Regions from separate parts of the Mus musculus genome. Here all the other regions are linked to region 2. The links are chromatin loops, found by intact Hi-C in ENCODE. Cell type or tissue: left cerebral cortex. All regions are shown on one strand. Each heading gives the region's core, and the rest is flanking DNA. Links, peaks and the distances in the headings are about the cores only.

What was found. Peaks named below come from ENCODE experiments on the same cell type or tissue, not always from the same donor. Only the 100,000 strongest peaks of a DNase experiment are listed, where the experiment ranks them.
Region 1: it touches region 2 in a loop (2.5-fold over the local background); 2 of 42 quality-filtered maps call a loop at or near these places.
Region 3: a loop joins it to region 2, with 8 times the contacts of the local background. A loop is called at or near these places in 2 of 42 quality-filtered maps.
Region 4: a loop joins it to region 2, with 2.4 times the contacts of the local background. A loop is called at or near these places in 3 of 42 quality-filtered maps.

The regions. Positions count from the first base shown.
Region 1 is chr2:74,296,028-74,304,034 of GRCm38, forward strand. 4930441J16Rik (RIKEN cDNA 4930441J16 gene) reads right to left here. Exons shown (of 5, transcript NR_040501.1): 4 at 4,380-4,492; 5 at 2,913-3,049. Among named protein-coding and RNA genes, the nearest start is that of 4930441J16Rik, 7.7 kb to the right of the region's middle. In left cerebral cortex, for the core only: CTCF peaks have their summits at 4,420 (motif pointing right) and 5,222; DNase peaks (open chromatin) are centred at 4,477, 4,652 and 5,243; H3K4me3 peaks cover 536 bases.
Region 2 is chr2:74,420,607-74,428,613 of GRCm38, forward strand. No RefSeq gene overlaps it. Among named protein-coding and RNA genes, the nearest start is that of 4930441J16Rik, 120 kb to the left of the region's middle. In left cerebral cortex, for the core only: no CTCF peak of the experiment used is centred there; DNase peaks (open chromatin) are centred at 4,304 and 4,989; H3K4me3 peaks cover 131 bases; H3K27ac peaks cover 1,351 bases.
Region 3 is chr2:74,351,232-74,359,238 of GRCm38, forward strand. No RefSeq gene overlaps it. Among named protein-coding and RNA genes, the nearest start is that of 4930441J16Rik, 48 kb to the left of the region's middle. In left cerebral cortex, for the core only: no CTCF peak of the experiment used is centred there; a DNase peak (open chromatin) is centred at 3,492; H3K27ac peaks cover 785 bases.
Region 4 is chr2:74,495,250-74,503,256 of GRCm38, forward strand. No RefSeq gene overlaps it. Among named protein-coding and RNA genes, the nearest start is that of Lnpk, 80 kb to the right of the region's middle. In left cerebral cortex, for the core only: no CTCF peak of the experiment used is centred there; DNase peaks (open chromatin) are centred at 4,282, 4,623 and 5,203.

The DNA.
Region 1 (8,007 bases), core at 1,937-6,936, 120 kb before region 2:
ATGCCATTAGTGATTAAACTGCCCTTGACTTGCTGGCAGCCTCTGCTGGAGAGACCAGTGTTTTTTGACATCTCCAGTGCTTGCCCAGAACAAGCCTCAACCCCTAGAGAAGTGACAAATACTCTCATGTAATGAATTCCTGGTTAAACTGGACCTGGTCTTGGAGAATCTCCTGTGTGTGCCTGGAATTCTGAAGAGTCAGAATAGACACCATCAACCTGCCTGAAGACCAAGAATGAGCATGGGGCAGATCTGGGTAGTTAAACAGTAAACCCATAAAGGAGGTGACCAGTGGATCCTAGAGGCACTGGATCCTAGATCCACCATTGTTTCACCCTCTCCCTTCCTGGGCTCAATCCAGCCATCTCAGGCCTCCTAACAGTGCAATGTCATGTTAGGGGGTATGGGAATCTAATATCACAGAGCCTTTCCAGAGCGCACTGCTTTTGGGGACAGCGCCAGCAAAGATGGCTCAGAATTTTCACTTGAGGACTAAGTCAGCCACGTTACCAGCTCTGATGTTCTTATGGGAAAGAAAGAAAGAAAGAAAGAAAGAAAGAAAGAAAGAAAGAAAGAAAGGAAGGAAGGAAGGAAGGAAGGAAGGAAGGAAGGAAGGCAGGCAGGCAGGAAGGAAACCGAAAACCGTTGGAGTCTTTCAAAGTCCTAAACAATGACTCTAGCTGTTTAATAAAAGGGTTGGTTTAAAAAGAAAAACAAATCAGGTTGAGTGCAAGATTGGTGACTTTTATTTTTAACAAGCTGGATTCTTGTGGGGTTCTCTTTACATCAAGGTTCATATTCCAACCTCCCTCCATCCTCTGCCCCCCCTGCAAATTATAAGCAGCTCTTGCCATGCTGTTTTCAACAAAACTCTCCTAAGTAATGATAATCCTGCCTTATCTGGACAAGTCAGGGGTCAATACGGCCTCATTTGCCTCTGCTTTTCATTAGTGGTGCTCTTGACTGTACAGCTTCACATTTCCTATCAGCCCCTGGAATACACAGAGGATCCACGCTTCAGTTCTGCATGTATTAAGAATGCAGCCAGAGCAACTACTAGCATTAATGAACTATTTGCTTATGCAGTAATAATTAACTTCCATTACATTACTTTGTGTGATTACTTTCTTAATTGCCTGAATTATGCATCCATTTAATATTTAATAACCATTCTCAGAAATCAGACACTGGTAAAAAACAAATTGCTCACAGTTTCCTCGCAATAATTAAGCTCACAAGAATAAATGAAACCTTTTAAAAGCGAATGCCTTGTGATTATATCCTTGCATATAGAACAAGATCCTAAATTAGTTATTTATTAAATATAAATTTAAGTCCAAATAGTACATTTTTCACTTTCGCCCCGGGAAATCAACACTCAGTCTACCTGCTATCAACAACAGGATTAAGTGCCCTCTATTTTCTTTGGGAGTCACAAACTGCATTAATATTTATTACCATGCAAAATTCAAAAGTCCTTAAAATATTGTGTGTTTATTATTTATTTCAACTTGGCATCTCTTTCCTACAAGGTAAGTAAGATATTTAGCTAGAGATTAAAGTGTTGTGAAATGAGATCAATAGCTGCTTTCCATTGCAAACTCCCTCACTCTCTCTTGCCCCCACCCCCACCCCCACCTCCGATTACCCACGCCCCTCGCATGATGGTGAGAACACATATGTGCTGCTTATCTGGTTTTTAACCAAACAAGAAATTGCCAGCAATTTATTCTCATACATTCCCGCTCACAAGCAGACAGCTTGAGCTCCTGATCTTTTCCTCTAGCCAGCAAGCTCTCTGGGAGCCCCCCAGCCCCTCTGCGGGCACCCAAGGACAGCTCCGTGCTGATTTGCAAAGTGATAATGCTATTATCCTATTGTGTATCAGCTTCAGTTCCTTCTGGCTTGCAAAGTCATTCCTGCCTTATCAAATAAAGCATGTGAATACTTGGGCTCAGGTATTCAATAGAATACATTCTGTTGAATCTGGACAAGACAGCCTTTATTTTTATTTTTTTTCCCTCTTCCCAGGAATGCATCTGCAAAATTGTTCTGCCATTCCACATTGATTATGGCAGCCATGTACAGACGTGTTTATCTGAACCATAACCGTGTTACGCTTAAGCTACAGGGACACAGGGATGTTATTTATCCACGGTTACCCTGTGCATACATAATATACAGGAAATAATGTATGCCACATGAAAAAAAAGGAGGGGGAAACTTAAAGCATTTTGTACCAAATGAGCTGGTCCTAAAATCTAGGTGACATCTTAGAGATGACATACGGAATGCCAAGTGAATAACTGCGATGAGCCATTTCCCCACCTGCAAGGATGATCTCTTCTTAAGGCTTGGAAATAGCAACAGGAAAAGGGGAGACTGTGGGGGCGGGGATTGATCTGTGGAGAACTGGAGTTTAGGGTGTTTGAGTCAACAATAGCTGTTCCTCTGAGTTCCCAAACTGAGTTAAATTGATGCCACTCTCCGGGACGGACGGTTGTTACACTAGGCAGGGTCATTAGGATTTGCTTTTTAAATGATCTCTCGGCCTGGAAGGCGGAGAGCTGCTAGCAAGGCAAGGTTAGAGAGAAAATGATAGCGGTATGTTGATGCTTCACAGACCTTATGATAGTTTCCGTCTGTCATTATTTACGTCTGGCTAGATGTGTCATGTCAGCTACCTAGAAGCACTTTAATATGAGGCTCTTGTTTGCCTCCGCTCTTGCGCAGCCAGACTGGGATACGATTATTTTTGCATCACTACACTTAGGTGAGGCTTGCTTCAATCTCTCAGTAATGACACACAAAAGAAATAAAAATGGTTGTGTCCAAGTTATTATATATGCTTGTATTCTAAGATGCGTCGTCAGCATGATTCAGAAAAGTAGGAAAAAAAACGCAGAATTTAAAACAATAAACAGACATTTATTAAGAGATCAGCTTAATTTTATTTGGTTCGGTTCTTCATCCGTATTTTTAGGTAAAGTTATTTTTCTTTGGCTTTGGTTTAATGTCATTATTGAATGGACTCACCTAAGGAAAAAAGCTGTAAATAGAAAGTGAATATTTGATCAACTTTACTCCTGTTGCTTAATATCATTTTATACTATCTCTATAAATCTTATCAGTGTAGCTGTAAATAAAGGCAAACACAGACCTCTAGTTTTATACCTGTGTGACTGATATCATAAAGAAAAACATTCTAAACAATATGTTTATCTCAAGACTGGGCATGGGTGGGTCTAATCATGGTGATTTTAAATCTGCTAAGGCTTTTTATGTACAGGGAAAAATGCTATTATCACAAAAAATAAAATGGAGTTTTAGTCTTCTTTTGTGAAGAGATTATCTTAACAAATGAAGGTGGTATTCTCTAAACCTACCTTGCCCTGGAAGGAAAAGAGACATGTTAGCTGAGAATGGCTGGGTTGTTAGAATTCACTGACATAGTTTAATACTGAAAGCTATAGCATAGCGTTAGTAGGAAGCATAGTTTAATAAAACCCAACTAGTCTAGGTTGATTTTCCCTTATGCCCTAAAAACATAATAAATAAAGTCACATGTTAGTATGAGTGAAAAAAATCTATAAACTCATGTGAAATTGCAAAAGCATATACATTTATGCATCCTACCAACAATGATAAACACTCTGCAATTTTTCCTTACATGTATAATTTAGCACAAAGACTTAAAGAAGTGCCATTTAGAAACGAAGGACTCCATAACATTTGTGAAGTTTCCACCAGGATTCTACATTTAAGCAGTAGGGAACATTGTCATTTGTAAGAATGCACTATCACTCGACAATGAGGAATTCAGTTATTTAGGAGAAACATGGAAAAAAATCACACGTCTTCCTGAACTGTGAGCATTTGACAGATGTTAAACTCGGTGTTAACTGAACAGGTTTCTGCCAGTTCAGGGTCCTTCAGAAATGACTGGGGATGTTCTTGACTTGATCTCCTTATTTGAATGTATATATTTGAATGTATATATTTTTAAAATCTGCAAAAGCTTCTTAAACAGAAAGGTGTGAGGACAAAGACCTTCTCTCTTTTCTGGACATTGGACACTGGAGTTGCAAGCTGACACCTTCAGGTTGGTGCGTTTGTGTTTGGGATACATTTTCATAAATTTCCGCGACGGTGCTCTGTTTGACCTGATTGAAACGGCCTGCATATATATACATTTTTGGAACACTGTGAAACTTGTATCTTAAGCAGTGTGACCTCCATAAACTACCAAAACATGTAGAGGAATTTGAAATGACACTAATCATATCCTCTTAATCCTTTAAAACATTCATTTCACCACAGTGTAAGCATTAAAATATTTTCTTTAGAAAGAGGGCTTGCCCGAGGCATTTTTTTCTTACCTTCTTTTCCTAAGCTACGGCTCAGTTGTGGCTAACAATGACCAGTAGGTGGCGGTCCAGCCACTGAACTGCTTGCTTCAAGACTTTTCTTAACCACTCTGCTGTCAGGAGTACTAGGAAATGGATGTATTTTTCCATTTTAAAGAATTCATTTTATAATTAATCTTGAAATACATTCCTAAGATCTAAAGACACCGAAACGCTGTGCTGACTACATCCTTAAGTGCACACCCCTAGAGAGGATCCATTTAATTCAAGAACTGTGTCTCCGTCTCTGCTTCCCCTCCCCCACCATCAGTTTTAATGCAAGTCCTTATGCAGCTTGGTAGTTGAGGACACGATGAGCACATTCAGGGCCGTGCGTTCCGTGCGTGGATGTCTTTGTATGGTTTTGAAATAACCTCAGGAACTTTCGTCTCCCTGCTCTTACAGGTAGACTGTGTGGAACACCTTTCACCTTTTTTCTTCTTTTCTTTTCTTTCTTTTTTTTTTTTTTTTTAACCCCAGAAGAGGGTGGGTGGGGAAGAGTTCCTAGAGAGGAAAGTATCTGAGACACCCAAGCGATGCAGGAAGGGCCTGGCTTGTTTACGGTGGAGAGAAGAGGATGCCAGGTGCACATGAGATACCTTCTGTGAGAATTTGGTAGATGAACAAATGAGCAGATAAAACACACATTCTATTCGTCTTTCACAAGTCTGCCCTGTGGGGTTTTTTTTTTTTTTTTTTTTTTTTTTTTTTTTTTTTTTTTTTTTTTGCTGTTGTCTCAGTTCTCCACAGACAATGAGAAAGCTACGGTCTTCACCACTGTCCTTCATGCAGACATGGCTGTTAATTACTGTCACCACCAGGGCGACACAGCAGGACATGACTCTAGTGGAGTCCGTCTGGGATGGAAATGACGTTCAGTTCCAGAGAATGACTGACCACACGTCTTTAAAAATCCAGACTCATGCTGCAGAAAGGGCAAACTGTTTCAGTCCCATTGACCTCAGAGCTGTGTCGACTACACCAGTTTGTAAACTTGCCCATGCCTTAGCTTCTCCACCTCAAATGTGAGGATAGCAAAAAATCCCTATTTTACGAGGTTGCTATGGGGACTAAATTAATTGGTACATGTAAGAAATTTAGATTCTTGCCATGTACATGTCGAACTCTTGCTGAAATATTTGTTAATACAAAAATATCACATTAAAATATTATTATTTACTAGTGGACTTGACCTAACATCATTTAAAAAAAATTTATTTCTTTCTACTCCTCCTGCTCCTCCCCCTGCTCCTCCTCCTCTCCCTCCTCTCCCTCCTCTTCCTCCTCTTCCTCCTCTTCCTCCTCTTCCTCCTCTTCCTCCTCTTCCTCCTCTTCCTCCTCTTCCTCCTCTTCCTCCTCCGCCTGCTGAGATGGGGCCTCACTGGACAACCTAGGGTGTCCTGGAGCTAATGATCTACCCAGCTCAGTTTCCTAAGCGGTAGAGTCACAGGCACGTACCCCAGTACATTTTTTTTTCACGATATTAATGCAGCTAGTGAGACTCACCATGACATGAGGTGGACTTGGTGGTGTAAGTAAAGGTTTGCATGATAAAATAACCAGTAGACCCTAAAACGTACAGAAGACTGTAAACTGAGAAATCCCGACTCCTCCTCTCTTCCCTGCTCCTTTCTCCTCCTTGGACCTCTCTCCCCTTCTCTCTTCCCTTATAATCTCTTTACCCAGTTTCAGAGATAACCAGGAAGTTAATAACTACCAGCAGTTTCTCTGCTTCCACCCCCATGCTTGCTCGAATCCCAGTCTGACTAAGCTCAGAGAGCCCTTTCTAAATGCCACAAGTTCATCACCATCCAATATCTCAGAAAGGGCCAGGTGACGTCATCTGTCTCTCCTCAGCTCTTTTACCACACGTCATTAAGATGACCAACTTCACAACAACTTGCCTAAAGAGGAGACATTGTTAGGTGATATCTTCTTCTTTTTTCTTTTCTTTTCTCTTTTTCATCTCTCAAAACTTAAAGCTGTAGTTTGCCAAAACTCAAGTCAGATCCCGAGGGGACTTAAGTTAGTTCAAACGTCAAGAAAGAAGCGACTCAAGCTGTGTTTACAATCTGGCAATTTACTCCCTTCATACACAGCTAGCTGTGCACCAGCCCTCAGACCCGATTTTCGGGTTGCTGTAATAAGTACTTTCTTACGTCCCTGAGAAATACGCAAGGGAAGAAAACCCTCCCGTGCCTACACATTCCTTTTCCTCCTTCTACGCAAACAGTGTGGCATTTTTAATAAAGATTGTGAACTAGTTAGTGTCTTTAAAAATGAATCATTTGCTAACTTCCTTAGATATAAACATTCTCCCCTCAGCCCCCAGAATTTTCTGTTCTCAGAACTGAACTCTTGAAGAAAGGAGGTCAAAATACTAAGTTTGAGCAATTTAAGAAAGAGACATTGAGTAATTTAAACAGGAGACATTCGCTACAAGACTCATTCGTTTAAATTACATGAAACCTGAGGTAGAGTGTTGCAATTAGGAGCCTGTAAGTCCTCGGGCAATTTTCAGCTAAGAGACCGCTTTAATAGAGTATGACAAGGTTCCTTTTGTTTTTCATAAAAAATTGTATTCCCTTTTGAAATGTAACAAACCCCTAATGAAATTACAGCCTGCTCATTGTTCGGGCCCTACTTTTCATGTTTTGAGAGGTCAACAATGTCAAAACAATTACTGCAAATTTATGATGGACAAACCTCCAAAGACTTGGAGGTTGGTTAGGTCAAACATCTGAGGCTCCTTGTGAAGCCAAGGGAAGGCTCAGTCAGGCCTCACCTGGAAGAGCAGGGCGTCCCTCAGAAAGAAAGAGAACGGAATACAATGCATCGAGAGGACACTGGGGCAGGGCAGAGCAAACCCGATTTTCATTGTCCATTCCCTACTTCCTTTATTTATCCCTCCAAAATAACCAGGGGTCTCCATGGGTGCTTTTCTGTATGGTTTTCATTTTTATTTGTTGATTTATTTGCTTGTTCATTCGACTATTTGTGATGAGAAATTGTTTACTGCAAAGAAACAGAAGAGTTTTGAAACAAAAGAAAAGTATGTTTATATGTCTATGATTAGTTTCATGGTGATAAATTCAGCCACACCAGAGAGCAAACACTTTCTGTCCGTAAACAGTTAGATGGGTTCTGGTGGCTCAGTAATAATAGTAACCGCACATACCGTACCCAGTCCCCCCACCCCACACATGTCACGTGATTCATTAGAAGTTTAAGAGACTTGAGAAGAAGACAACAAAATGTACTTTATAAAGTAGTCATGCCAAACCAGTCTCCACATGTCACCAGTTCTCAGTGGTGAGTCAGCATAGAGTCTCTGCAAAGGGACCATCTTAATTCCAGAAAAATAGATTACTTACCTTGTACTGTGATGGACGAGATAAATGACCCTAAGCTAGGCTTGTGATGCTGCTGACACCAAGACTCAGTAAATTAGCATTCTAAAATAAGTCAGGTGGTCCTTCATTCAGGGTCCCATATACACATTACACATGGGAATGAGAGAAAAGTCATTGATTTCTGATAGATCAGATATAAATGGTCATGGTCTTATTTGATTAAGAGTTTATAATGAACTAATGGTGTT
Region 2 (8,007 bases), core at 1,275-6,274:
ATTAAAAAAAAGTCTGCTTTTTTGTGGGAAAAATAGTTGTAATTGTTTACACACAGACCTTTGCCAAGACAATGATTTGTTTTGTAAGCTGGCAAGGGAGACCCCAAGACATAAGTCATAGTCTAGCCATATAGTGGCATGCCATCATTATTGCCATGTTCTGTTGTTATGAGCATGTCACTGAGCTAAGGACACATTTAAGGAGAAAGATGACACAAAGACTACTAGGTCTATCTCAGGCTATGACTATCACATCTCACATCCATAACAGATAGATGTCTGTGATCTCCATTTCACAGGACTGTCTCAGGAACTGAGTGTGCTAATCTGTACAGAGAATATGAGTGCCTGGTACACAGTGAGTCTACAATTAATGTTAACTATCATTACCATTCATTTTATCTTCCTTTTTCTTACTATGTTGTTACATGTTATAAGCCAGCCCCTCCTAGCTTCTCATAATACATAAAGTAGACACTGTAGGGAAAGTAGCAAAGTCAGGCATGGCAAGCCCAGCTGTCGGGTACTACATGTCCATCCTTATAGTCAACGCCCATACTACCCCAGCATTCAACTGAGAGCTGGGAAGTGTCCCTCAAAAAAGGTGTGCAAGGCTTTCTGGTTAAAAACAGGAGGGATAGCATGCTTCATGATGGAATACGAGATCTTAAATATCTATAGCCATCCTCTCAAAAGCAGCTACTTACTTAGTCTTTAAACAATGTGTGTACTTTCTGTTTCCCAGTATCATCCTAACCATGATTTTATTAAAAATAGCTAGAGAGGGCCAGCGAAATGGCTCATCAGGTAAAAGGCACTTGCCACCAAGATGACCTGAATCCAATCCCTGTGGAAGGAGAGAACCAACTCCCACTAGTGGACCTCTGACCTCCCCATGTGTAGCATATCACACATACACACACACACACACACACACACACACACACACACACACACACACACACACATACACACACACACACACCACTAAAGTCCTAGGAGCCTATGACCCACAGAATGCAGCTTTGCCTTCACCCACAGTACATTTAGGAGACATGGATTCCTGATCTTGATCTCACGTGGAGTGGAGTGATGGTTGTAGTGTACTTATGCCTCATTTTAAGAAATTCCACTTTATAAAAATCCAAGCCTTGAATCCGGTTATGTTTACACAGATAATAAGCATCCTTGTTTCCATGAGCAGGATTCAGGGTCAATTTCTCTCACACACTGTACTCCTCTAAGGATTTTATGAGACTAGAGAGTACAGCAATGACTTTTGGGCCAAGAAGTAAAACCAAGTTCGGCATGCATACAAGTAATGATTAGATATTAAACAAAGAATGAAATAAAGAAATCCCAAAGTCATCATAAAGGGAATTTTTTTTTTTTTGGTCTCAATAGATACAGTAAGTTTGGCCTGTTTCGTTTCCTTGTACAGACCATGAAATCCTGGAGCAAAATCAACCATGCTCCAGGCCCTTTTGAAACCCTGACATTTTGTCTGATAACAGCCGTAAGGCAAGCCTAGTCTGTGCTTGTTGAGTGACTAAATCATGAAATGCTTGACTGATGGGTTGTCATACTGACTTGTGGACCAGCAAAAGGATGTTGTCCAAAAAGGTCAAAAGTGCTGGTTTTTTCAGTATGATCACTGTTCTCAAACTATGCATGTATCTGTTAGCTGATCAATAAATACAGATTTCAGCAAATAATGCTATAATATATAGTCATTCATATTCAAAGAAATGAGCATCAAGCTAAATCTCATATCATGTAGTCATTAGCTCCAACTGTATCATAGATCTAAAGGTAAAATGAAAGACTACAAAATTTACCAGAAGAATACAAAATTTTTATGTTTGCTTAGCTAAGGAACCCTTAGACATGTCAAACAAAACAAGACCCATAAAGGAAAAAAAGGTGAACTTCAAGATTTAAAAACTTTTGCTCATTGAAAATTAAGAGATAAATCACATACTTGACAAAGGCCTTTGCGTTAGTTATTTTTTGTTGTTGTATAAAATACTCTGCCAAAAAGCAGCTTAGGGGAGAATGGGTTCCTTTTGGCTTACAGTTCCACAGAGAGAGAAAGAGAGAGTTCATCACAATGGCAAAGTCATGGCCACTGGCGTATGAGTGTTGGCCAGGCAATCAGGAAGCAGAGCTATCACAGTTGATCTACAGACAGGAAGCAGAAAGAAAGGACAGGGTGTAATGGCAAGCAATAAAAACCTAAAAGCCTGTCTCCAGTGATGTGCTTCCTCCAGAAAGATTCCACCTCCTAAAGGTTCCATAATATTTCCAGATAGTTGCACCAACCGGGGACCAAGTGTTCAGATACATGAACTTCTGGGTATACTTCCCATTCAAACCACCACAGTCTTGGGCTCAAAATGTGGAAATGGCTCTCAAAACTTAACAGTATGAAAACGGAACGATTGAAATGGGCAAAAGGCTAGAGCAATTACTTTACCAACCAAGTCATAAGTGTAAGTCAACAGGGTCAGCCCCTGGCATGCAAATTAAAGCCATGTTGAGAAACCTCTGCACATCTACTAACATGGCTGAGATTAATAAAATGCAGACAGCACTGAGTGCAGGTGAAGACACAACTTCTGGGGCGCCCATCTATGCTGGTGGAAATGCGAATGGTTGTACCACTGTGGAAAACAGGCAATTCTTCATCAACTTAAACATGCACTCACTATTTAGTCTAGCAAGCTAGCCCTGAGGATAAGGAAGCAGTGTCAAGGCTTCCAGGACCACAGCCCTGGCTCTGTCAAGTGTAAGATACATGATCTGGGAAAGGCCATTTTCCCTCTCTGAACCGTGGTGCTCATCCCAACATGACCTCATATTCTAATGACAGCAGTGGTCAATTTTCCTTCACCTTGCACAGTTTCCCCACCCTTTCCCCTCCCTGCTTATCTTACAAGAGAAGGGACTTATACAAAACCATGGTTTTAATAGTTCCCTCACACTCACATAAAGTTATAGTAAATCCATCCTAAAATGAAAATTATAAAATCAACCTGAGAAAAATGAGCCAGTTCCCATGGAGGGTCAAAGTAAACATATAATACTTCTTGATAGAAACTACATAGGCCAGGACGTTGGTCTTCAAGCAATGGGAAATGACAGCTGTCAACCTGCACTTCTAGAACCATCAAGAAAACACAAAAGCAAAATGCAAAGACCTTCTCAGACAAACCAAGCTGGAAATTTTTTCTCACCACCAGTTCCGAAAAAATGATGTGAGATAGAAGTTTGGACTTAAAAGGGCAACAGATATATGGAAATACATATGAGTGATTTAAAAACTAGCAATGTATATGACATTTTGAATATGTACAGAATCAAAGTGTGACAGCAACATCACTGTCTTAGAGTTCTATTGCTATGAACAGATATCACAACTAAGTCAACTCTTATAAAAGGAAAACATTTAACTGGGCCTGGCTTACACTTTCAGAGGTTTAGTCCATCATGGAAGGAAGCTTAGCAGAATACAGGCCAATATGGTGCTGGAGAAGCAGCTGAGAGTTCTACAGCTTGATCTGTTGGCAGCAGGAGACTGTGAGCACACTGGGCATAGCTTGAGCATAGAAGACCTCAAAGCCCACCTCCTTGGTGACACACTTCCTCCAACAAGGCCACACCTTCTCCAACCAAGCCACATCTCCTAATAGTGCCATTCCCTATGGGCCAAGCATTCAAACACATTAGTCTACTGGGTCCATACCTATTCAAGCCATCACAAGTACCGAGGACAGTTGAGTACGAAGCAAGAAGTAGTACATTGGGGAAATCGGTTAAGCGGGACCTACATTAAAGACTTGGAAGTAGGCTGTGATTAATTGAAATATAACCCTGCTACCCTAGACAACATCACAAAGATAAAATGATAGAGAGGGTGGCAGATACCCGGATCTATCACTTTTGCCTTATTTGCACCAGCAAGGATCACTCACTAAACTCAGAGCTAGGCTGGTGACCAGAAAGCCCAGGGAATCTTCCTGTCTCTGCCCTTCATGGCACTGGGATTACAGACCTGTGCAGCCACATCAAACTTTTTACATGGATTCTGGGATCCAAACTCAGGTTTGCATAACAAGCCTCCTACTTGCTGAATCATCTCTCAAAACTTTCTGGTTTTCTTTTATGAAAAAGGAAGTCTTACATCTTCTCCAGAAACACACATATGTTTGCTGTGGTGGTCTGTTGGGGTTTCTCTTTTTTTTTAAGTTCAACTAGGGACATTTTGGCATGAAGACTGCCTGAAAACAGAACCCAGGCTTCCAAGCGACAACTAGAACATCCTGGAAGAGCTCCGTGGGAGGTGGGAGGCTTGGAACCATTTTCACCAGTTATTCACTGTGATGTTTATGACGGGTTTGCTTTGCTACAGATGGTGGGAATACAGGAGGAACATCTCTGGCTCTCTTAGGATTCCCATTTAAGTGTGTAGAAAGAAACAATCACCTAGCAACTAAATAAATGACCCAAATACTCACAGAGAGGGATGCATTGTATAAACACTAATGGATTAATAGAACCTAAATAAAAAATTCAGTTCAGCAACATGCTTTCCTCCCACAACGAATCTCCAAGCTTATGCTATTACTGTTTTCTTCTATTGTCTTTGTTTCTCTAATTTCTAAAAGGAAACTAGACTTCTTCTCTTTTTTTTTTTTAATGAAGGCACCCTATGTTTGGAGCTACACTAACCCATTATTTTCTTCTTTATGATTATAATTCAATGGCCTTCAATAGTTTTAAACAAGGGCAGAAGCTGTAGTTCGGTGGTGTAGTGTTTACCCAGCACGCCCAAGGCCCTGGGTTCCAGCCCCAGCACTGCATAACCAGGTGTGGGGGCACATGTCTATCATTCAGCACTTTGGGGGTGTCGGCAAGAGAATCAGGGATGCAAGGCCATCCTTGGCTACTTAGAGAATGCAAGGCCAGCCTGGGTTACGTAAGACCTTGCCTCAAAGACCCACAAACAAGCTTGTAAAAGCACTCTGGAACAACCTATCATTTCTCTTTCCGTGAAGACATGGGAAGACATGAAGAAACCCACGGGCTTCAGAGTTATGGAACAGAGGAAGAGGAGTGTTCCGGCTCCCTTGGGACATTTTTTTCTTCACTCTTGGTACTGTGAGCATCAGTCAGTGACACGGGTGGAAACCAGCACTCAGGTTAAACTGCACAGACTCCCCACCAACATCTCTACCCACCTCCGACTAACAGTAATGTTGATTGTACCGAGAGGGAATTACTCAGTAAAATTTTCTTCTAAATCACCCTTGAAGATATGATCTAAGCTAACCACATAATGCTGATTAAAAGGCTGAGGTGAACCATAAGCAACTTGCTTTGGTTGCTAGTGGCAACAATTATTTCGGATGCCCTAGGCTTCCAACTCTGTAAATTAAAGCTCGTTTCCCTGTACCTCATAAGGGTTGGTGAATTATGCAAATATTTTTTTTCTGTATGAAATTAGATAATGGTCTCACTACTTTTTATAATCAAGCATTATAAATCCCACAAGTTACTTTCTGATTTAAAACCTTGTCCTTGATCTAGGTCAACTAAGATCAAGTGCAAATGTGTTAGCCTTTAGATCAACTCTATGGAATCAAGTTATATTCATTCGGAAGCATGGGATTTTTCTAGCGTAATTAAGCTACTTTGGCAAAACCTTTAATAAAAAACTGATTTAGGCCATTCTAAAAAATTATTGTTTCAACAATCATCCATCTTTTATTTTATTTTATTTTATTTTATTTTTACTCAGAGCTAACGCCTTTGAGACAGCATTTCATCCCAGTATCATAAATGAAAATTAACAGAAATTTGATTTGCTAATGCACAAATACAGCTTCGAGGTCCGACTTCAGCCAGGCACAGCCATTTAAAACAAAATCAATGAAAACCAAATTACTCAAAGTAGTTCACAATTAATCCACAAACTTGCTTGTACTCTTGTTTTCCCCAAGGGAACATTTTTTAAATGCAAATTGTTCAAATACTCTAATTGTTTCAAAAGCATTTGCTAGTGTGTGTTTTGTCCTATTTCCCAGAATTTTTAATTTCATGACGGCATGACTCAAGAGACAGCCCAAACCCTGATCCCACTGGACCAACGCAACCTGAAGCTGTAAACGAATGGTTCCTAGCTCCCGGCCATCCCGGCTCACTTGACCCTTGTCTACCCAGCACAGGAAAGCGGCTTGGCTGGGTTCCGCAGTAAGGGAATGAAGTACATCCATTGCTCACGATTATTAGCTGGAGTGGAATGAGCCTCCTCCTTATTATGCAGATTAGCGGAGCTCTCAGTCCCAGCATATTGTGCAGATGCGGGCTAGCAGCTGCTCTTACAGATGGCGAGTACACAACTCCATTAGGCTGGATCTATTGTCTGCTCCTGGCTTGTGTGGAGGCTGGGGCCGACGCAGAGAAGAGAAATTGTTTCAGGACGAGATGTAAAGGCGCACACACTCTCTTAAAAACCAGCACCCAGGAGACTCTTTACGCAGCAGGGCCGACAGCACTCAAATTAGAAATCTACCCTAAATAAGGACTTTCGTATGTCACAATTAAGCTTGTGTATTTTTTTAAAGCAGATTAACCATTAAAATTGAGTAGTATAATTCAAATTCTGCAATGCCACGCTATTAAATATTCAGATTAAAAACAAATCCTGAGAGATTCATTCAGAAATTTGCACAACGTTCAGCTCCTCTGGGACCTTGTGTTTAGTTAGCTCCTTCACAAGGAGGCAAGTTTATCTTCCATAACATCAAATGTGATTGAGAATCAGCGTTAGGGAGTTTGTCCTTTTAGCGTTATTATTTATACTGAGGAACATCAAAGCGGTTGATTGGAGTTAGTCTGGAGTGAAAGTATGTGTGAAGACTCGCTTTTGTGGGCGAATCATTTTTGTAAGTTCTTAGTAAATCACATTGCTGCAAAATTTGGGGTATGGGGTAAAATAATTTCATTGCTATTTGAAGACATTAAGGTATATGACGGACAGGGTTGGTTTGGTTTTCAGCCTATGTTCCTCTAGGCTTCAAGTTCTGAAGGGTGCTGAGGGAACCAGAACCTTCAGAACAATGGATGGCAACTGTCAGGATGGTAAGGGCATTGTTTAAACTGCCTATCAAAATTAGGGCTCTCTGTAAAATAAGATTGGTGAAAGCTTAAGAGATTCAGGCTGCAGGTGACACCACAGACAGGAAGCGGTGACTCTCACCTCCTACCTGTCCGGGCAGATAGCAGAATGAAATCATTTTAAAGAGTATTTTTAAAGACACCTGTTTAGAATCAGGTTTATCAGGGTAAAAGGAAAAGGGAAAGAATGTAAATGGATTAATATGGAACCATATTTTCCAAACTTTATCTTATGTATTTCATACATTTTAATTAAAATAAAATTATATTAGTTTCCCCTTCCCTTTCCTCCCTCCAGTCCCCCCAAGTGTCCTTCCTTGGTAGGACAGCCTTTTCTTCCTCAAATATTATTGTTATTTCTGTGTTTCTGTCTGTCTGTCTATCTGTCTGCCTCTCAGTCTCTGTTTCTCTGTCTCTACTTCTCTGTTCGTGTTTCTGTCTCTCTGCCTCTGTCTGTGTCTGTGTGTGTGCATTCATGTGTGTGTTGCACAGATGTATACATAAAATCTTTAAAGTCCATTTTTGTTGGCAGTGTGTATATGGTTTCAGAACTGACAATTTTGCATTGAACAACCAATTGGGAGGCTCATTCCTAGTAGAGGCTAACTCTCCCTCTTTCAGCAAACATGTAGTTTCTTGTCCACAAATGAGACCGGTGAGATTCTCCCCGCCCCTTTCAAGTTAACACATCTATTGATACTGCCATTGCTCAGATCTTCTTTATGCAGCCACTTCTATGAGAGACAGTGTCACAGCAGACTTCCCGGTATTCTGGCTCTGATAAACTTCCCATCTTCTGAGATGTTCCCTAAGCCACAACATGTGGAA
Region 3 (8,007 bases), core at 1,417-6,416, 69 kb before region 2:
TTAAAGGCATATAGCTGGCAAATTTATTTGTTTTTTTTTTAAACTGAACATGGATTTTATACACAATTCAAAAGTACTTCATAACCATGTGTTTCTATAGAGTTGTCAGCAGTCTTAGCACTCACAGTCAGAGCAGGGGTCACTGTACTGGGTTCTTAAAGGAGGAAACAAAAAGCTCATGAAGACTAAAGTTTAAGAATCATGAAAGTCTGTTTTTGTGGAGAGGAAAAGAGAGACGTGTCCGCGATACAAAACCCGGAACAGTGTTTTAAGTTCAACAAAGAGCCGATGCTAGTTTTGAGAAGTAGGAAAAGAACAAAAATCAATCTCAACGTTACTTGCTGAGAATAACAAAGGGGAAAAGAAGAGAATGGCAAGGAATGAGGAGAGTTTCTGTGGGGCTATAGACCAAAGCGTGCTATAGACTTTCTGGTCCAGAAAGTTAAAGGCTGAATAAGTTGAGGGAAGAAACCTAACCAATGATCAAAAGGCAAAGCCTGTGCATAGCATAAATACATATTGACCAATCAAGCAACTTCTGGAATTTCATATAAAAATAAAACAGAAATAAAGAAACACTTATTAAAAATTGTTCTCTCTCTCTCCCCCTCTCTCTTTCTCTCTCTTTCTCTTGGCTGGTAACCAAACTTGGGTACTGTGTAAGAGCAGTGAGTGATTTTCGCCACTGGGCCAAGTGCATTTATCTAAAATATAGTCTCTAGATAAAGGTTTTAATTGCTATCCAGGAGTGGTGGCATATTCCTGTAATCCTCACACTTGAGAAGTTGAGACAAAAAGCCAGCCTGGGCTACATAGTAATTTAAAGTCCAATGTTGACCATATGGTGGGAGTGTGTGTGTGTGTGTGTGTGTGTGTGTGTGTGTGTGAGAGAGAGAGAGAGAGAGAGAGAGACAGAGACAGAGAGACAGAGACAGAGAGACAGAGAGAGACAGAGACAGAGAGACAGAGAGAGACAGAGACAGAGAGACAGAGAGAGAATGCGGTGATAGATAGATAGACAGACAGACAGACAGACAGATAGATAGATAAGAGATAGAAATATGTAGTGATTGTTGTGATTAGTCCCCAAAATACCATTTAGGTTCTAGGATTAGACCTAATAGAACAAATATAATCATTTAAACCACATGTGTGAGCTTACAAAACATGATGAAGCAATGTATAACACCTCTCTGATCAGTATTGGTCCTTCTACAATTGTGTGTGTGTGTGTGTGTGTGTGTGTGTGTGTGTGCATATGTGCAAATTTTCTTTCCTCCAAATTACAAAGACAGGCACCACCTTGAGGAAACAGACGGCGAATCCTTTGACATTGAAGGGATTTATATTCAGTTAACAAATGAGAAACAATTTTGTTAGAGCTTAGTGATGCCAGTGTCCTGTGGGGGAGGCCCACAGACATGGGAATCTGGTACTTCATAAAAACCCAAACAGCAAAATAAAATCAATCTATCAACAGAAAAATGCCCTTGTTTTGCATTCTTAAAACTATGGCTGAAGCTGGTTTTCAGTCCATGCCACCAATCAAGAGTCATGGTAAAGAGCTCTAGAGGCCATCTCGAGGAAAGAAAGTTCTAGAGTCACACTGGACCACACCACTGAATTCAGTCACCAGGGTGGAAATGAAGAAACTGTCAGGACAGTGTGGGTGAGATCTGGAGGAAAGACAGGGTGGTAGACCCCCCCCCAACCCCTGCCCAAGAAAGGTAGAGGTTGATGCACTCCAGGAAGAGTGTGCTTTGGCTACATTTGGGAGTGAGTGTTATGCCTTAGAGAACTGGCCTGAAGATGGAGCAAGTGAAGGAAAACGCTTCGAGAAACAGTTAGGGAAAGGGCTCCCCTGGAGTGTGCATAAGACCTGGGCACCTTATTCTCTCAACACATATAAGATTCAAAGGGCAATGGGAATGTCAACAATGATCAGCAGTGTGAGCAGGCAGGAAGCCGCTCTGAGAACAGTCAGGGGACTGGTGACAAAGGGGCGCAGACAGGATGGAAGGGAGACAGGCACAGAAAACCCTCTGTGAAGCACAAACAAAATTCGCTCAGGGCCTTTTGAACAGAAGGAGTAGTAGCTTTAGAAGACTGATGGCAGGGCTAGACTCTTAGACATGGTCTAGAAATTTCTCTAATAGTTAAGTAAAACCAGGAAGGAGGAAAACACTTTTTTCTCATGGAGCCTATGAAAATATAAGGTCTCTTTTTCTGTCTGTCTGTCTGTCCCTCTCCCTCCCTCCCTTTCTTGTTCTCTCCCTCTCTCCTTCTCTCCTTCTCTCCTTCTCTTGTGTGTGTGTGTGTGTGTGTGTGTGTGTGTGTGTGTGTGTGTGTGTTCTTTATGAATGCCTTTCCTCTTTTTAGGATATGCAGGTCCAAATCTTTTACTTCAGAACTTTTTTCTTTCCTTCTTCTGCTCCTCAGCTTTTGAGTCAGTTAGCTTTCTGCCAGTATAATGGCACAGTCCATAATGTCAACAGGTGAAAGGAAGAGAGTTATTTTTAGGCATTTTAGTTTTAAATGCTTTTCTCTAAGGTTAGGTAGACTCAGTCTGTGGGCACGCTGAATGCCAGTGGTGGAGAGCACATGGCAGAACAAACCTCTAGAAAGCAAAAACAGAAAAACCAAATCAGGAAGAGACCATGGTCCCACAGCCCCCTTGTCCACAACCCCACACACATACTTGCACTAGTACTCCTCCGTCGTCTCCACCTTCTCACGGTCCCACCACCGCCCAGAAATGGCAGGTGTTCAGGAACGAGCCTTTAGCACAACAGCCTTTGATGGATGCATTCAAACCCTGGCAGACTGTGTGTGTGTACATGTATGGATGTGTGGGTATGCAATACGTGTGCACACGCCTGTGTGTGTATACATGTGTGTGTGTGAGTGTGTATGTGTGTATGTGTGTGTGTGTAGTTATCTTTCTCCTATTGTTCTTCAACAGAACCCCAAACAACAGATACTAACCTAAAGTACCAGCATTGTGTCAGCCATTCTTGATCTCAAAATGGGACCCTCTTAATTAAAACCCCTTTACATCCCTAGCGAAACCCAGAGAGCTAAAATAAAATTTGTTATGTGGGTTATGTAGGTATAGATCTGCCTGTCAAAATAATACAGACTTTTAGATATATTATGTATACTCTATTTCAAAACCAAAGAGAATGAGGATGGATCTTTATGGAAGCAGTGAGGGTTTGGGGGGAGAACATGGGAGTTAATTTTCCTGCTGCTTCCCTTTGTGTAAGTTTGAAATTTTACATACAATGATGATTCTTCCTTCCATTCTATCTTTGTCACAGACATAACTCTGTACTGTTACACAATCAGTACATGTGTGTATGCACACATATACTTTTGAGAGCAGAGACCCTATTCTTAGAACCACATGGTCCTGATTGCAGCCCACGTAGCTCAGCGAGGCTTCGACATCTGTCAGTTTATCCAACACTGCACCAACTGGAGCATTGAGTGTGAATTCCTCTTGACTTTCTTGGCATCGGGAATGGGAGCTGTGCCGATGGAAGGCATCTCGGCACTGCAGTTTTCAATAGCAAGCATTATATAATCCTCTTCGTCCCTTGTCAGCATTGCAATCACTATTCTGTGCTCTGCTGCTCAGGCTGAACACGAGGTCTGCAATGTGATATCTCAGGGAAAAGTCAGGAATGTGGCTAAATACTTTCCCCTGGAATTCTCTCCAACAGAAGGTTGGCCTGCAGAGGCTGTTCTTCTCATTCTTGTCTGTTACTTAGTTTCCTTTCCACTGTTACTTTCTTAAATTACCAAAATAAGCATGATCTATGGTTTCTCCTCTCTCAGGCAAGCTTCTTTTTGTCTATCTATACAAGTTACTCTTTCCTTTTTTTTTTCATTGTTAACCTCTGATACTTTCTCCTTAATCTATTCCCTTAGCGCCTCTAAATAATTTCTGTACCAGATGAATTTCTTACATCAAAAAGAAAAGTCTACATGCTAGAAAACATTGAAAATAAGCTATGCAATAAACATTTTAGCCTAAGATAAAAGTATTTAATGATTTGGACTAATTGGGGATAGCCCAGTCAGAATTATAAAATATTTTAAAAGAAATATCCCATAAAATAAAAACTATTATAGCCAGTAAAGGACAAAGGCTTGCAAATCATTGAAAGTAGAGATATTTGAAGACTTATTGTAATGGATAGTCAATATTTTAAAGTTAGTATACTAACAACTTTGGGAGTAATTTTTTGCTTTTAAAGTATTCACAGACCATCTTTCTTTAAGTACAAAATAAACTAGAAAAATCCACACCCATATTTTCATAAATTTTGAGTTGCTTGAGCCCACATTCATATAGTCCCACTCTCATAAAGAAATATTTTTAAACAATTCTAATTTACTTCCACTTTTTTTTTTTAAAAAAGTCACTCAGAGATCTTTCTACACGTTTGTTTTGTCCAAAAGAAAAAAGAAAACGGTCATATTTGCAAAAGAATTCTCCATTAACATAGACGGGTTTTGTGAAGTATAGGAGGGAAATGGAGATATAGTAAAATAAGACACTGAGAGCAGACACATCAGGCACAGGGGCTGTTTCACAAACAACCATTACCCCTCTCCAGGCCCCAGATCCATAACCTTCAGCTCTTAACCCTCCTCAACCTGAGATTCCCTTCCTGAGGGGTGATCACAGGCTCAGTCCTCTCAGGCCCTAATTTGCCCTAAACTTTTTTTTATCAGCTAGAAATGCTTTTGTCTGAACTTGCATGTTACATAGGTCTCTCTGCCTAAGAATTTCTTGTTTGTTTTTTTTAGAATTATCAAATAACTTAATACAAATTTATTATAACAATAAATGTTTAGTATGACTTCATTGTTTATATTCAAGTTTGTCAACTATCCTAAAATCGTTTAGGATAATATTGTTCTTTGCAACCTTTTTCATGTCCTGATTTACTTATTTAGCGTAGTGTGTGTGTGTGTTTGTGTGTGTGTTTGTGTGTGTGTGTATGATGTGTGTGTGATGTGTGTGTGTTTGTGTGTGTGTGATGTGTGTGTTTGTGTGTGTGTGTGTGTGTGTGTGTGTGTAATTAAATTCACCATTTTACTCAATTCTAAGTGTGCAGTCCAGTAAAGTTAGGCATGTGAACACTGTTAGGAAAATGTCACCATGAAAGCAGTTTGAAGAGCCTTTAGCCCTAGGATCCAGGGTAGTTCTGAGTCCCTGGACCAAGGCACAGAGTTTGAGCCCTATTTGAATAAGTATCTTCACTAGGGAAGTGACTGAGCAACTTATCACAAAAAAATTACTTAGAATTAACTACTTAAAGGAGTTAAATAGTAGTTAACTACTTAACTACTTAAAGTTACCTAAATGCAGTACAAATATCTTTGCTGCCCTAAAATTTGGGTATACGTCTGTATCTGGCTAAAGGGAACCTTCATGGCTAAAACCTATGCTGAGCACTCTAGTCTGATCCAGAGAGCATATGCAGGTATTTCATTAGTGAAAATGTGTCTGAAGTTGAGATTGACATGAGCTTGACAGCTAAGATTGAGAGGAGAGGAGAGCACCCCGAAATCCCTCGTATCCTTGCATTTCTCATCTAAGCTCCTTTTTATTAGGTACAAGTGGGTTTCCACATTGTGGGTTTTCAGAGATGAATTCCTTTTGAGTTTCCCTCAGTTACTTGGCTCAGACTGGCTTGGATGTTCCTGAGAAAACACAATTAGGTGAGAGAATATGCTAAAAATAAATAGGGTCCCAAAAGTGCCGTTAAAGTTAGTTAGCATATTAACTTGGGGGAACTTGGATTGATTTTCCTAGGTGAAGAATCAGAACAAGTTTCTAAAGATGTTCCTGGGATTCTCTCTCTCTCTCTCTCTCTCTCTCTCTCTCTCTCTCTCTCTCTCTCTCTCTGTGTGTGTGTGTGTGTGTGTGTGTGTGCGTGTGTGTGTGCGTGTGTGTGTGTGCGTGCGTGCGTGAATTTGGAAACTTCTTCAAGTTCTTGGCTGTTTGACAAGGAATTCTCTAGGGAATGGAATTATATCTTTTTCCAACAGTCAAGAGTGGGGATGTTGGGTATGGGGAATATACCTGAAATAAGGACTTGGTAAATTTATCTTCTAATTCTGAACCCAGTGACAAGAGGCCAAGAGGAATGACTACTTAGCAGACAGAGAAGACAGCATGTGTCTAGTACTTAGCAGGTACCACATGTATGGAGGCAAGCCCTGTAGGTGCACTATATAATCAATCTCAGCTTACCCTTTCCAAGACCAATGTTTCACAGAGAGAAAAGCATGCTCGAGGATGTGTAAATCATGCTAATAAGCAATCCTGCCTGGAAAGGCTTCTGAAACATCACTGGACAGGCAAATAGGCTTGTCTGTGAGACCCCATGGGCACCAAATTTCCAATAATTGCTAAGTGGCATGCTGGAAGGTATTGTGTCACATGGTGCTGTGTCACAAGGTAGGATATAACATGACATTTCTAGCTGTCCCTCTTCACCTTCTCAGTGGTTTGAACAAAGCTGTGGAAGCAAATCTAGTGGTCTACATATGGTGTGTATGAAGAGGATAATTAATATACAGGGTGACAAAAAAGGGATTCCTAACAATCCTGAAAGCTGGAGTAAGGAGATGAGAGACAAGGTCTGCATTGGTGTTCAAGAGATTGAGTGTACAACACAGGATGGCTATCACTGATACACCGTACATGGAAACAGAAAGGTTTCAGATAACGGTTATTTTTCTGATTTTGGAAGGCATCTATCGATACAATAAGTTATCTTAGGAATGGATCCAGTGCCCAGTGTAAAATTTAAATTTATGTTCCTTATACACATAATCTGAAATTTACAGTCTTTTTAGTGTCTCTGTGTTTGACTACAAGTCACATTGTCACAGGAATTTTCCACTTGCACTACCATGAAGGTACTCAAATCTTTTTGAATTTTGAAACATCTTTGACTTTAAAATTTTAAAAAGTAGATTAGGATGCTCAAAAACACAAAGCATAAGGGTCTAATAACAAAACATAAAGAAGAAAATGTTTGAAAAATAGGAAAAAATTCATGCTAAAATCAGAAGAAGTTGATAGGGCATTGTGGAGGCAGGCAGGGTTCTAAGCTACATTAAAAGATATATCACGACCCTGATGAAGGTGTCAATAATTCCACAGCAACTTGCACTCAGTGCATTTTGTGCATTTGATAAGTGGGTGTTGAATGCATTCCAGGCGCTAGATGCTGTGCTTGGCCAAGGGGAGTTGCTAAGAAGCTAAACAGACTTGGCCCTGGTATCTGCTGAGGATCTAGACAGACCTGGCCCAGGTATGGCTACAAGCTTTATAATCCAATAAAACGCACGTGGAATGGTACCAGAGAATCGAAAGGACTTAAAGCTACGTTTCAGGGGACAATGAAAGGAATATATTTAAACTAGAAAATATTTTATTTTAAAAAGCTTTTGAAGGGCTGATGGAAGGAAAAGGAGTCATGTTCTGTGTTTGGCTTCATGAGATGTAAAGTGTGACCTGCCTCTGTCTGCGAAAGGATGATACACCCTGGGCCACCGACGTTCGACTCGGCGTGTGACCTGTGCACCTGATCTTTGGGTGGGGGCAAGCTACGTTTATTTCTGGCCCCTGTTTAGAAGTGAAGGAGCTTGAACCCAGGACCTCTCTGACACTAGGCAAATAGTATAAATCCAACCACCAGTCACGTGCCCCATGGTGTTCCTCCGTACATGAGAAGTCCACATCTATACCTGAGTCTCCTGGGTAGCCATGTTACTTGCTCTGGCCACCGGCACGTATGCAGAAGTGATCCTGGAAAGCAAAGGCAGCTAACCAGATTAGAGGTGAAGGGTGTCTTTGTTTTATCCAGAAATGTCTGCCGAGAGGAATGGTCTCTAGCGGTAACTGAGTATTGAGTTTAAACCCATGTTATTCCTTTTAGCAAACATGCACTGTCTTAAGCCAGAGCCCAAAGTGAGGTC
Region 4 (8,007 bases), core at 1,341-6,340, 75 kb after region 2:
AAGTCCTTAGCTTTTTATCAGGTGATAATGTTGGCTTCTCATCAAAGCTCCAGATTTCTCCAATGTAGAACTTATCTCCATGTAATAGGGGAAGAAACTGGGGCACAATGGATAGGCACTTGCCCAAGGTGACAGTTAGAGGACAGATTTCAACTCTGGATGGCTGGATCTATTCACATGTTTTTAACTGAAACATCACCACAGATATGTAGTGGATAAGATTAAGAAAATGTGGGGGGATTAACTCCACCACTATTCCAGTTTGAAGAACATTTGGATTCCATTTGGAGGACCCCTCAAAGTCATCAGGAAGGCAGTCATTCTCAAATATATGCTGTGCTGCCTGTGAGACACTGCTGGCTACACCAGGGAAGTTCAGTCTCTGGAAATTGTAGTAGATGGCTGTTGTGGTTTCTGCTCAAAATTTCCATTCTCTTGAGAACACTACCCTAAGTTCCTTCTCAGACATGCGTTCAGTCTAGGGACAGCCAGGTTTACACAAGACCTCCTTGGTATCTGGGACTCATAGTACTAGAACTGAAATGGTAATTGATGGACTTCATTGTGTTGCAGGTTGGCTTGGTTGCCATTATTGTCTGTTTCCTCTATCCTGTAGACAACACTGCCTATAACTGTTGGTACGACTGTTGAGGGTAAAGCCAGCAGGCTGAGAGACACATAGCTGGAAACTGGAGAGAACAGTTCTGAAGGGATTTGAATGTCTCGATGAATGTCTCGATGCTATTATCCCTGAGCTCAAGTCTTGTACCTCTTCTGCCAGAATTAAGGCATATGAGGCAACTCTGTGGTCTTCTAAAATAGTCTCGTTTCTCTTAAACTAATTTAACTTCTGCCACTTAGAGTTGAAAAAAAAAGTTCTAACACAGACATAGAAGAGTAATTATACATACAGAAAAGTCATAAAAGACATAAAGGAGCCATATACATACAAAAAATAATATTTTTTATAAAAAAGTTGCTGTCATTGGATGGATGGATGGATAGATAGGTGGACAGATAGATAAATGGACAAATGGATGCCTGATAGATAGATAGATAGATAGATAGATAGATAGATAGATAGATACATACATACATACATACATACATACATACATACATAGATGATATATATATATATATATATATATATACTGAGATATATAGATATGCAGATAACTAACTGATCAGGAAACTCTTTCATGAATGTGATTAGCAACTGAACATTCAGTTATTGTTGCCAAACTTCATCTGAAGCTCTTAGGGCTTTAGGGCTTCTCTGCTGCCAGGACTTTTTGAGTTATGTAATTCTATATACTAAAAACCATAGCACTTTCCCAATAGCCCAAGTTCTTAAAGAATCTGCGAAAGATACATTCTGAGTCCAAATGGTATATAAGTTCCAATTCCATAATAAAGAAACTGAGTTTTAACTAAACATGGCAGAGTGTAAACCCCACATGTATACTTTTTCCCTTCAAAGTCATTAGTCTACAGCAATGCCCTTAGTCTTCAGAGGCTGTGATCTCTCAAAGCAATACCGGAACTCTATTTGGAGGTAGTCTTCCTAGATTACCACCTATTTCTGTGAATATTCATAATGGCACCAAGTTTTTACCACTGGAGATGAGTCTAGACTTTTGGAGTGAGCCAAACACTGAGAGCCAATGTTGTTGATTAAGCTGAGTAATTAAGCTTAAAAACCACTTGGCATTAAAATGGTATTGGATATAGAAATGAAGATAGGTGTTTTCTTTCATTATTTATGAAACTGTCTTGTACTTTTACTAAGTTATATACTATTTACATTTTATATATAGTTTACCTACAAAGTAAAACTTCAAAATAAAGGGCTGGAGAGATGGTTCAGTGGTTAAGAGAACTGGCTGCTCTGCCAGAGGACCCGGATTCAATTCCCAGCACCTACATGGCAGCTCACAATTGTCAGTAACTGTTGTTCCAGGGGATCCAACATCCTTACATAGACATATATGTAGACAAAACACAAATGTACATGAAATAAAAATATTTTTTAAAACTTCAAAATATTATTTGTATGATTCAAATAATTTGTCTAATAGATTCATAAATGTAAATCTAAAAGACCATTTTTCCTACATCTAAGGAAGGTCTGATAATAATACCAATAGATACACTGTCATATGCTTTATTATATATTATGTAACCTTATATTTTAATATCAAAATTTTATTTTAACCTAAAAACAACCATCATTTAGCCAGATAACATTTTATTAGGAACAAGAGGGAACAATATGCAGAGATTCTTTATACTAAATATAATTATTTCTTTTTTTTGAAAAATAGAGCTGTTGTGGCATTAATAATGTTGCAGGGTTGTCTTTTAAAACATTTCCTCCCTTTTCAGGACGCTCACTGGAGGACACTGGAATGAGCAGGAGTCCAGGCTCTCCTCGTGCCTTCAGAAATCCTGTCATGATGGGGCTCTTCCAAAAACTCCTTTCCTTGTGTTCTGTGAAGCCATCCATGCAAAGGCTTCAAAGCAATCTCCCAAGTTCCCCAGAAAATACAAATATCTGATTTGAAAATTATCCTATCAACAAGACTGTACCAGTATTATCTTTACTAGTGATTTCATAAATAAATAAATAAATAAATAAATAAATAAATAAATAAATAAATAAGCAAGCAAGCAAGCAAGCAAGCAAACCAACCCCAAATCTTTTTGAAGCATCACTCAGGCACCCCAGACAGAGATGTCACAGGCATGGCTCAGATGGCTGCTGCGTTTGTACTGTTTCCCTGTCTCGCATTCTGAGCAAACACAAAGGCTATTTTCCCCGAAGGGTTCAGAGGGCATACGATTTCATTTCTACAGAAAATTGTTTCTCAGGATTTCAATCTTCTTAGCTGGGGATGACAAAACATAATATCAGAAACACTTATTCCTCTTATCTACCATAGTTTCAAAGCATAAATAAAAGCTCCGTACACATTTAAGACAGGTGGATTCCAACTTAGGGATAAAAACAGATACACTGCATGAAGAAGTTTGATAATGTGAGAAGATGTAATTGAAAGATTTAAGGGAAGATCGATGCGAGAGCCAAACCCTTTAAAAATATTTTTGGATTATCAGTCTCGTTTTATTCGAACGGCGTTCAATTTCTCTAAATCTGGGGTTAATGAGACAAGTGACGAAAAATTAAATTGGATTTTTAGCAAAGGGGATTCAAATGAACACCATTTGGCTAAAGCTTCTCCTCCTTCTATTTCTGAGCACAGTGGCGAGCAGTCCTTTGGTTTTCAACCCCATTACACTCTTGTTCATAAAGCCTGGTATAAAAACTTTAAACCTCAAATGTTTTTAGAATAAAACAAACCATGCATCTACGAAAAGATGAGCATAATGGCTTTCTGTAACATGCCTGGCGCATTTCAGAGCTGGCCTTGCACGGCATTGGCTGAGCCATTCCCATTAACGTTAATATCTTCTTAAGCTTCTACTGTTCTATCATTTAGGCAATAATTCGAGGATCAATTTAATTTCACGGGAATCTCACTATTCCAGGCTGACTTTGTGACTTTGTCACAAAGAAATTTTGTTCAGCTCACCTAAGATTGCATGGTGACTCTTTTCCGGAGAAAGGGAACACGGCCACACTCATGCATCTACTGCCTATCTGTCGCTCCACGTGTCATCATGGACAAAAGCAGATGTAAAATAGGATTGCTTCTGAGATATCAACACCATCTGTTTTGTCTCGGCCTCCAGCGTATTTGCAAAAAATCATACGGCTGATCCCTGAAGGGGCCACAGTTACCCTGCTCCGTTATAGCTGCCATTTTGGGTTAAGTCACTGCCTTAGTAGGTCTCTTATAATGCATTGATTTTTAATTCAGGCGTGTTAACATAGTGTGTCACATGTAGGGTATCCTTTAGATATCAGGTGTTTCCGAAGACTACATCTGTGTTGAGGTAAAATCACACTGGATCACATGAGTTCAATCGCTCCACGTTCTTAATTATGAAAGCATCAGCAGACAGAGCAAGAGTCTTGAGTGCTAGGACAGTGGACCGTGAAGAGGGAACAAAAATAAGATTCTATTTCAGAATTATTTTCCCTAGATTTGGGCAACTAACTATATTCTTAGCACCAAGAAGTGCTTGTAATGGTTGCTAGAAAGTTCAGAAAAGGGCCCTTTCTACTCCTGAGCAGTACTTCACACACTCTCATTCACTGGCAAGGGGAGGGCTGAGGAGTGTGAGCTATGAGCGTTACACTAAGACTCAAGCTTTATGGAACTTCTCAGCTTCCATGAAATGCATGGAGACGGTATAACCATTTTAAATACACGTGCACCAAACAGACACTAATGCACATAAAAGGTCAGTAGATTCTGATATAATAACAGTGGGTGGTGCTCTCAATTCTACATAGGTCCTCTAAAACAAAAGTCAAGGAAATCTCCGAGTTAAAACCACACCACAGAGGAAATGACTTAGTGGCTATGTAAAGGATATCCCAGGGAAACGCTACAGAATACACACTCTTCTCAATAGCCCATGCGCTGTCTCCAAAATAGACCACATTTTAAATCACAGATGGTCAAAAAAGTTGCTCGATGTTATCAGATTATACTGCAATAAAACTAGGATTTAAGAGTATAAAAAATACTCAAGCGCATGCAGGCTGAACTCGTCTCTTGAACAGCCAGTGAATTGTTGAAGAAACTGTGGAGGAACTTAAAGAGGATGAAATGTAGCTTAGCGGAACCTGTGAGACACAGGCAGGAACAGCAAACGCAGTTGTAAGAGTGTGGGAGCCTGCATTATGGCAGAGGGGTCACAGATAAAGACTCATGCTTTGGCCAGGAGTCCTAGAAAAACTTTCAAGCCTCAAAGCAGTAGGCGTCAAGAAATATGTTTCCAAGCAGAAACTACTATAACACACACACACACACACACACACACACACACACACACACACACGCACACACAATCCATCAAAGTGTTGATTCTGCAACGATAAATTCCAAGAGTGAAATGGGAGGCTATCATAGATTCTAGTGAAATCCAAAGGACCTTTAGAGAGCATTTTGAAAACTTGCATTTGCATTTTTGCAATAGCAAGGAAATGGCCCGCCCACCAAATGGAGGAGTGGATAAGGAAAATGTTGTACTTATATAGACCCCTAATTTACATATCTATAAAGAAAAGTGAAACCATGGCATCTGTAGGACTATAGATAGACTGTACCAAGTGAAGTAAGCCAAGGACAAGAACCAGTCCCCGGGACTATCAGGGATACTGTTATGCTTGCAGACAGGAGTCTGTTGTAACTGTCCTCTGGAGGCTTTACCCAACAGCTGACCAAAACAGAAGCCAAGACCCACAGTCATTAGACAGAGTTCAGGGAGTCTTGTGGAAGAGTTTGGAAAGCACTGAGGGACCTGAATAGGATAGGGACTCCACGGGAAGACCAACAGAGTCAAGTAACCTGTACCCTTGCAGGTTCTCAGAGACTGAACCACCAGTCAAAGAACATTCACAGGCTAGGCCTAGGCCTACCCACACATGTGTAGCAGATGTACAGGTGGGTCTTCATGTGGGTCCCCCGACAACAAGAACGGGGGCTGTCCCTGAGTCTGTTGCCTGCCTCTGGATTCCATTCCCCTAACTGGGCTGCCTTATCTAGCCTCGGTGGGAGATGATGCACCCAGTCCTACAGTGCTTTGATGTTCCAGAGTGGGTTGGTACCCAGAGGGGTCTCCCCCTTCTCAGAGGAGAAATGGAGGTGAAAGGTGGAGGGGCTGTGTGAGATGGGAACTGGGAGAAGATGGGGAGCTGTGATCCAGATGTAAAGTGAAGAAATAAATTAAATAATTGAAAAAAAGAAGGAAAGAAACTTGAAAACCTAGAGCTCCCAAAGCTTAAACATCTGTAATAAGAAATCAACAAAAAGTAAACCTACTAATATATTCTCACAAAACCCAACATTCTGATTTAAAAGATATAGAAATAATATTTACATTGAGAAACAAATGAATACACTACCACAGTAAGATGATAGGTAGGAATAGGCAGTATGAATGAAGGAATAAAATGAACTATTGGGGGGATTTGTAGAAACAAGAGGAAATGCTGAAAGGCTACAGAGAACCACAGAGCAAGTGCCTCTGAGACTAAGCACATGGCTGCTACTCTCTTAATAGCTAGAAGTTCTGTGTTCTTATGTAACTTGCTACAGGGGATCTCTAAGTGTCTTATGTGCATTAGTTTTTTGACAATCTAAACAAGAAAGAACCCTAAACAAAATAACCTCCAGTATTGAACTAGCTTTTCTAACTTAGAAATGCTTCATTCAAGAGACTCCAACACAGCTTAATTTTCTTTTCACACTTCTTTGTGTGCGCACACGGATTCATGTACACACCACTGTGCACATGTGGAGGTCAGAGGGCACACCACTGTGCACATGTGGAGGTCAGAGGGCACACCACTGTGCACATGTGGAGGTCAGAGGGCACACCACTGTGCACATGTGGAGGTCAGAGGGCACCTTTCAGAGGGCACACCACTGTGCACATGTGGAGGTCAGAGGGCACCTTTCAAGAACTGGTTCTCTCCCCCTAGCATATGAGTCCCAAAGATCAAACTCAGGTTCTCAGGCTTGATAGCAAATACCTTTACCCACTGAGCCAATGTGCCAGATCTAATTTAACTTTTAAATGATGAGTTAGTAGAAATAATTATAGATATTATAGAAGACAATAAATTTAAATATCAATAGGTGAGAGACTATTGCTTGTTATCTCAATAAAAGAAGCAGTCTCTGTTTTAAAATTCCATTATGAACCATAAAAACTCCCAAACAACAACTTAGGCTATTGCCAAGGCCACTGGCTGCTCTCCACACACTCATGGTAAAACGCCTACATGTCTCCATGAACACAGTGAAATCGAGCTGGTGCCTATCTAGAGCCTTCGCCCCCTAATGATTAGTGTTCACAGTACTAGAAGGTACTTCGCACACTAGCAGAGAAGAAAGATAAATATCAACCCTGCTACCAGTGTCCAGTCCACTGTGCTGCATGCAGGGGGAGGGGCAAAAGGAGGGGGAGGGGGAGGGTTAGGGGCACGGGGAGGGCTGCACAGATCTAAACCAGATCAGGTCCTAACACTGAGATGTGGAGGTAGACACAAGCTCCTACTCCTAATGCAATGCCTGCATGACACACTGATGGGATGGATAATACAGAGAAAATAGTGCCTTCCTGACACAACAGGCCTGGTGCACATATGACCCTCAGAGACTGAGGCAGCATGCAAGAGGCCTATACAGGTCCAAACCAGACGGAGCCCCAGCACTGAAATGCGGAAGTAGACACAAGTTCCTACTCCTAATTCTAAATCTACCTTCAATTAACAACCACTCACAAAGGAAAACTTAGTTTCTCCAAGGGAGTCTGACTCGGTATACAAACCACATATAAGGGCAGGCCCATGCCCAAAAGAAAATGGCCAACACAAAATGAACTCAAAGGTATTTTTGGAGATTAATTTTTGTCTCATATTGCTGTGTCTGGGCATTTTTTTAACCTTACTGTTATTTTGCTTGTATATTGTGGTTTCCAATTTTGAATTTTTATGTTCAATGTATGTGTGTGTGTCTGTGTATGTGCACGTGTGTGTATTTCTCATATTTTCTTTCTTCATTTGTTCTTTGCATTTTGTCCTGGTTTGCTTGTCTTTTTTATTTGTCTGTTTGTTTTCTTAAGAGAAAGGAAATGAAAGCATGAAGTTGGCAGGGTAAAGAGATGGGGAGGAGATGAGGGGGAAATTTTGATCAGAATATAGTGTATGAAGATAACTCTACTTTCAATTTAAAATTAAATTTAAAAAAAAAAAGAAATTCTAACATAAGACAAGGCATGGGAAACATGAAACTGGTAATCAAGTTATCTATTAGGGGATGACCACAATTTGGAGAAACATATGCCCAAGAGAATGTCTTCATTTAC